2 separate regions of the Homo sapiens genome follow, and region 1 is linked to region 2. Evidence: chromatin loops called from intact Hi-C (ENCODE). Cell type or tissue: PC-3. All regions are shown on one strand. Each heading gives the region's core, and the rest is flanking DNA. Links, peaks and the distances in the headings are about the cores only.

Region 1 (2,917 bases), core at 182-2,681, 56 kb after region 2:
TTCAGAGCTTTCCAGTTTAATTGCAAACTACTTCACAGTTAGCTCTCTGATTAATCATTGCCCATCTGCAAGCCATCGGAAAACTTAGTGGAACAAATTTGTGTACTTTGGAATGCTGGGAGCTTAGCAAATCAAACTTGTTTTGGTATATAAAGCTTTAATTTTGTTTGCCCTTTTCAGCTGCACTTGTAAGAAGCTCTGTACTGATTAAACAGGAAGTCTGGACAATAATATGCTACATTATGCATATAATTACTGTAAATACAACCAAGATTGTAGAAACATCATTTAAGGTTAGGCACTAACATGAATGGAGAAGGGGGTCAAGAAAACACATTTGGAATCAATTTCTTTCCATTATGACCAAGTACAAGTATCAAGAAAAAAAAAATGCTGTGTGACACACAGTGATGTCATTACAGCACCTGTTCCCCTGAAGACATTTTACATTCTGGCTTTTCATGTATTCATAAAATCTTTCTTGTTATTTAATTAGTAGAGTACTAAGTTTTATAAGCTTTGTTTACAAACATATATTAGGGATTTTAAAGCAAACTGGCACCACATTGTTTATGCTTCATTTTGCAAGCTTTCTTGCTGGTCCACTGAACGTATGAATGATAATGTCAGAAAACAAAACTGTTTTTAATCGAGTTTTGGCTGGATTTTAAATTATATCTTAACCTATAATCATGATTTCTTCATTCTGAACAATGAAACATGAATTGCATATTCTGTTCACTCATATGAACAAATACCATAGCGGGGCGATTCCTCATTGTACAAGGAAGGAGCCTAGATAAAATGAACTCCTAAGACCTTTTCAACTCTCTAGTTCACATTTTAAAAATCTGAAATTATTCTAATATAATTCTTAAAAGCTGCTAAACAAATATGCCGTATAAGAAATCTTGTTTCCAAGAACAAACTTTAAGCTCCAGGAGAGCAGGGACCATGTATCCAGCTCACTGCTGCATCACCAGTGCCTCACAGAGGGCCTCACATTTTTGGTGCTCAATGACTGCTTGTCGGGTGAAGGAAATGAAAGCAGTATGGGTTCTCAATTTCCCACGCCATGTCACGGTGCCAGATTGGACACTGTGTTTTCCTTCTGTAACCTCAATAGGATGCAGTCATGTTATCTCATAAAGATGTTGACAAATATCATCATCCTACGAATATCTGGCTGAAAGAATAGTATGGAGAAAAGGGTGCTTTCCTAATTATGATGACCTGCAATGATCTGCTATTAACAACAATGAAAAGTAAAACTTCCCCATCTTTTATGCAGATTCATAACATATTATCAAAATGTCTAAAAGATAAAAGTTAAAACTCAACTGCCAGCTCTAAAAATAACAAAGTTTGAAAAGTGGTTTTTGGAAATCACATGATGCACAAAAGTTCATGTAAAAAAAATTAAAGATACAGATACTCAGCATTGAGTGACTCTCTGACTGTCTTAACAGTATACACAGATGAGACCAAGATTCCTATTCTGTCTCCCTCTGTTAAGGGCTGTAAAACTCAAGTGGGCTGACTTCAAGCTTCTCTGAACTTTGTAGGCAGCCAATATAAAAAACGCTGAGAAGGCGTAATCTGATCATAGCCGCTCAGGCAAGTGAGCAGGCGTGCTGCCACATTCTGCTGCCCACAAGCAGGGAAGCACGGCTGGAATCCCCACTAAGATCAAATTACAAAATAATCAAGCTTTGTGGCCAGGCAGGCACGAGAGGCTATTGTGAGGTCATGAGATACATCAGGGACTAGCCTGGACAAAACTGGGCAGTCAAAAATAACATTTTTGTATCCCACTTGCAGCATGGTTCTCTGCAAAAATAAACTGTTAATGATGTTCAGTTTTTTAATTCAGGAAAGGGCAAATGGCTCTCCCTGCGCAAGCTCCCACCAATTGAGCCTTATGCTTAGGGATAAGCAATTAAACCCTACACATCAAAGAAAAACTGAGCTGTCCAAAATGGAATTTAGCCAAGGAGAGACCAAACTGGGCCTTGGTCCCTGTCCTGGGGATCTCAGTGCTACTTCTACCTCTTACCCACTGTGTAGCCGAATGTTTATGTATATCAAAATAACAACAGAACAACTGAGTGGATACTGAGTGAGCATGATCGCAAAGCACATTGAAAATGCTTAAAAGACCCAAATGTGTTTTGAGAGGGTAGCACATCTTGGGTCAAGAGAGCCATTCCTAGAAATAATCCCATTATGCAAAAAAAGCAGCATATTCTTTGGGAAATTCACTGATAAGGGATGGCTCTAATATGGCACCAAATCCCAGACAATACTGTTTGTTATACAGAGAAGTGTTAACTTTTTTATATGGTTCCCAAAGCTGAACCTACTATAGAAATCGCATTTTAGTTCCTGAGAAGCTTCAACATGACTGTCTGTATCGTATCAAATGTAAAAGACAACAAAATTATAGAATTCAGTTATCCTTCCATCAGAAGAGATATATAAAATTCCAAGTGAAGATTTCTTAGGAAAATAGCAGGACACCTAAGGAACTACTGTTTGGTAAACTCTTGCTGGGGCAATCATAATCAAGGTGGGCAGAAGAAATATTTCAAAGACAACAAATAAACAAGCAAAAATCTAAATGTGGCCGAGTGCGGTGGCTCACGCCTGTAATCCCAGCACTCTGGGAGCCCGAGGTGGGTGGATCACTTGAGGTCAGGAGTTTAAGGCCAGTTTGGCCAACATGGTGAAACCCCGTCTTTATTAAAAATACAAAAATTAGCTGGGTGTGGTGGCAGGCGCCTGTAATCCCAGCTACTAGGGAGGCTGAGGCAGGAGAATCGCTTGAACCCAGAAGGCGGAGGTTGCAGTGAGCAGAGAGCGGGCCATTACACTCCAGCCTGGGTAACAGAGCAAGACTTCGTCTAAAAAAAAAAAA
Region 2 (2,873 bases), core at 1-2,500:
TTAGCTGGATTAAAATAATTGTTCAAACTGTAGGGCTAAACCCTACAGAGGAAGCGGAGTGCTAAAAATTATACCATTGGACTGAGAGAAGAAATTCTTTCACACCAAGTCCTTCTCTTCTTGTTAAAGCAGAAAACTAAAAGGATAATTTTAGCCCCACTTAGCCTTTCAGAAGAAAAAGGCTGCAGAGCACAAAGGTTTCGTTTCCTGATGACAATAAAAAAATTCTCTCCCTAGAAGGGCCTAACTCCAGGAAAGCTCAGAATAGATCATTCTGGAAAGGATTAACAACAACCTTTCTCCACAGAGAGATTTAAAAAGCAAAACTTAAGTGTGTTATATCTAAATTACAATGCCACACAGTACACATTATGTGTTTAAAAAGTAAAGTCAATCCCAGTGATAACAGTTGGAAATTCCATTGAAAATGGGACCTTCACACCTACACTTAAAAGAGCTGCCCATCATTGTTTTGGTTTTAACAGTCTCTTCTGAAATCAGAGACTTGTGTAAACTCTCACAATTAGCTGGCAAAAGGATTTTCAGCAGTAATGCGGATTCAGTACTTTATAGATTTTTATGCAGAGTTGTTTTTTTTTCTGGTCCCGAAATGAAAACAGGGAGAGAACAATTTGCATTCCCCAAACTACATGGTACATCATGGCATTCAGGTTCTGAATTTGAAATCGGCTTTGGAGTGTGTGTGGAACTTCCTTAAAAAAAAAAAAAAAGAGGTGGGTAATAAGATGCCCTCAGGGAAAAACCTAGTGAAAATGGAAATCTGAAGTCTGGAATAGAAGTTTGCTCCAGTTGAGAGCGGGGAAAGATGGACATGATTAAGGAGGGGGAAGCAGCAGCGGCTCCGCTACGGCGGGCGCTAGGACCGCGCCGACGCCGCCGGACCCGCAGCGCCCGCGCGGTCTCCTTCAGGGCAATTAGAGCTTCGCCGGCCGAGCCAGGCAGGGCGCTGTCAGCCTTAATGTGAGCGCTGACTGGCAGCGCTCAGCCCGCGCTCAGCCCGCAGGAAGCACGACCAGTGAACCCATATTGCTTTGACAGTTGCACTCATCTAGAAATAATGCAAAACGCTATTTAGATGTATATATCACGACCCTGGGCTCTGGGAAGAAAACAATCTAATGAGGGGCTGGGAGTCCGCTCGACACAAGCAGTGAGGAGGCGTGCGGGTGGGTGCGCCAGGGCGGCCTCCCCCGTCGCGCTCGCTCCTCTTACAGCTCTTCGTGCTTGATGCGGTGGGAGCGGCGCGTCACAGCCGGCTTCAGGGAGCTGGTCTTGGCCTCTGAGGCTTCGGTAAAGAATTTGAAAATAGACGGAAAGCTCTTCCAGGAAGTTAGCTCGTGACGGTCGGTGCCTGCAAAGAACAACACATTCGGTTACCAGGTGGCCACGCGGGGCCAGGCGCGGTGAGGGCGGCGAGGGCCAGGCCGAGCCCCGGCTCCCGACCACCCGGTCCCGCCCCTCCCCGCCCCTCCCGCCTGCGCCCCGCCTCAGCCGCCCGCGCCCCGCCCCTCAGCCAGGACCCCCGCCCCCTCGCGGGCGCGGGCCAGCCGACTCCCAGGGCACAACTAGGGCTGCGGGGTCACTTGCCCCCTGGCTCAGAGGAACTCAGACTTCGCTATCCGCGGCGTCTAGGCGTCTCCGGCCTCAGTCCCCATCCCTCTCCCAACGCGGGGACGCGGCCCGGATCTGTCCCGGGGTCGTCCGAGGCGCGGCTGGCCGCCCGAGGCCTCCGCCTCTCCGGGCCAATGGAAGCGCTGGGCGGGAAGGGCCACTCCCTCTCCCTCCGGGAAACCACCCACTCCCGAGACTCGGCGCGCGCGGGGATTGGTTTCCCCTGCGTGCGGGATCGCACAGCGCCTGTTTCCTTGCTTCCCAAGGGGGTGGTGTGGAGGGGAAGGGGGAATGATTTTTCTTGCGTCTCCCGGAAGCTGTGCTGTTAGACACAATTACCTCAGCTAGGTCACTGAGACCAAATCATACGGGACGCTTAATGAAGGACCGCATTCAAAAGGGATTACGCCTTGAAGTGTCCTGGCGGGCGACATTTTTACAGATTTTAAGGGGCAAATTTAGAACAGCTAAAAAAAAGGTTTCAAAGCCGTGACTACTAAAAGAGCATCTAGGCCTCCCATTTTATCAGGAGGAATTCAACTTAGAAAATGCAGGTTAGTTGTCAATTTATGGGGTTACTTTATTTTACTACGGCTTCTCTCTGTGGTTTCGATGTAATACTAATGTACAGCATGTTTTCAAATCAAATCGACCTTCAGTTTAACACAGGCAGCGGATAACACGGATGCAAGCATAAGAACAGATGAGGAAATACATTTAGCTATTTTTGACTCCCTGTGATGGCTTATGTAGCATTTTACCAGTGGCTTCATAAATGAGCACTTTTTAAAATTAAAAATTAAAATAATTACAGACTTCCACAGAAATAATGAGTGAATAGCTTTTAAACAGTTGAAATCTCTTCCTAGATCACTCAATTATGCAGAGAGATACCGCTTGGAAGTCTCCGGATTCAGGGCCTCAGTCTGATACTTTAACATTGTTAATGATAATTCTTTAGTCTGTAATAGTAGGTCATTGCTATGGTTACTCTACAATGGTGCAACACTTTGCTTTCCCCTTCAGCTATTCGCTGAGACCTGGTAACCACATTTGTTGCCTAGCAACAGTTTTGTGACAGTATCACAATCTAGGAGTTACAACAATAAGGATGCTATGGCTGCTGTCGGCCAGAGAGCAGAAAGCTACAGTCTGTGCCTGACTTAGCTGTGGGAGCTGGCCCTACTAGAGAACCCCTCTCTCTTTATCAGTGCCCTCCCAAGGATTCTCTCTATCCTCCT

Evidence for each region. A loop is a pair of places that touch in the nucleus more often than their neighbours do. Peaks named below come from ENCODE experiments on the same cell type or tissue, not always from the same donor. Only the 100,000 strongest peaks of a DNase experiment are listed, where the experiment ranks them.
Region 1: a loop joins it to region 2, with 2.0 times the contacts of the local background. A loop is called at or near these places in 8 of 110 quality-filtered maps.

Annotation. Positions count from the first base shown.
Region 1 is chr5:93,675,850-93,678,766 of GRCh38, forward strand. The region is part of intron 10 of ARB2A (ARB2 cotranscriptional regulator A); the gene reads right to left. Among named protein-coding and RNA genes, the nearest start is that of MIR2277, 57 kb to the left of the region's middle. In PC-3, for the core only: no CTCF peak of the experiment used is centred there; a DNase peak (open chromatin) is centred at 1,682.
Region 2 is chr5:93,619,758-93,622,630 of GRCh38, forward strand. It overlaps ARB2A (ARB2 cotranscriptional regulator A), which reads right to left. Exons shown (of 11, transcript NM_032042.6): 11 at 1-1,372. The coding sequence ends at 1,230. It overlaps MIR2277 (microRNA 2277), which reads right to left and starts at 1,031; the gene lies at 939-1,031. LOC124901028 (a long non-coding RNA gene) reads left to right here and starts at 1,925. Exons shown (of 3, transcript XR_007058874.1): 1 at 1,925-2,186. RefSeq lists a silencer at 1,540-1,589. In PC-3, for the core only: a CTCF peak has its summit at 1,010; no DNase peak of the experiment used is centred there; H3K4me3 peaks cover 2,031 bases; H3K27ac peaks cover 343 bases.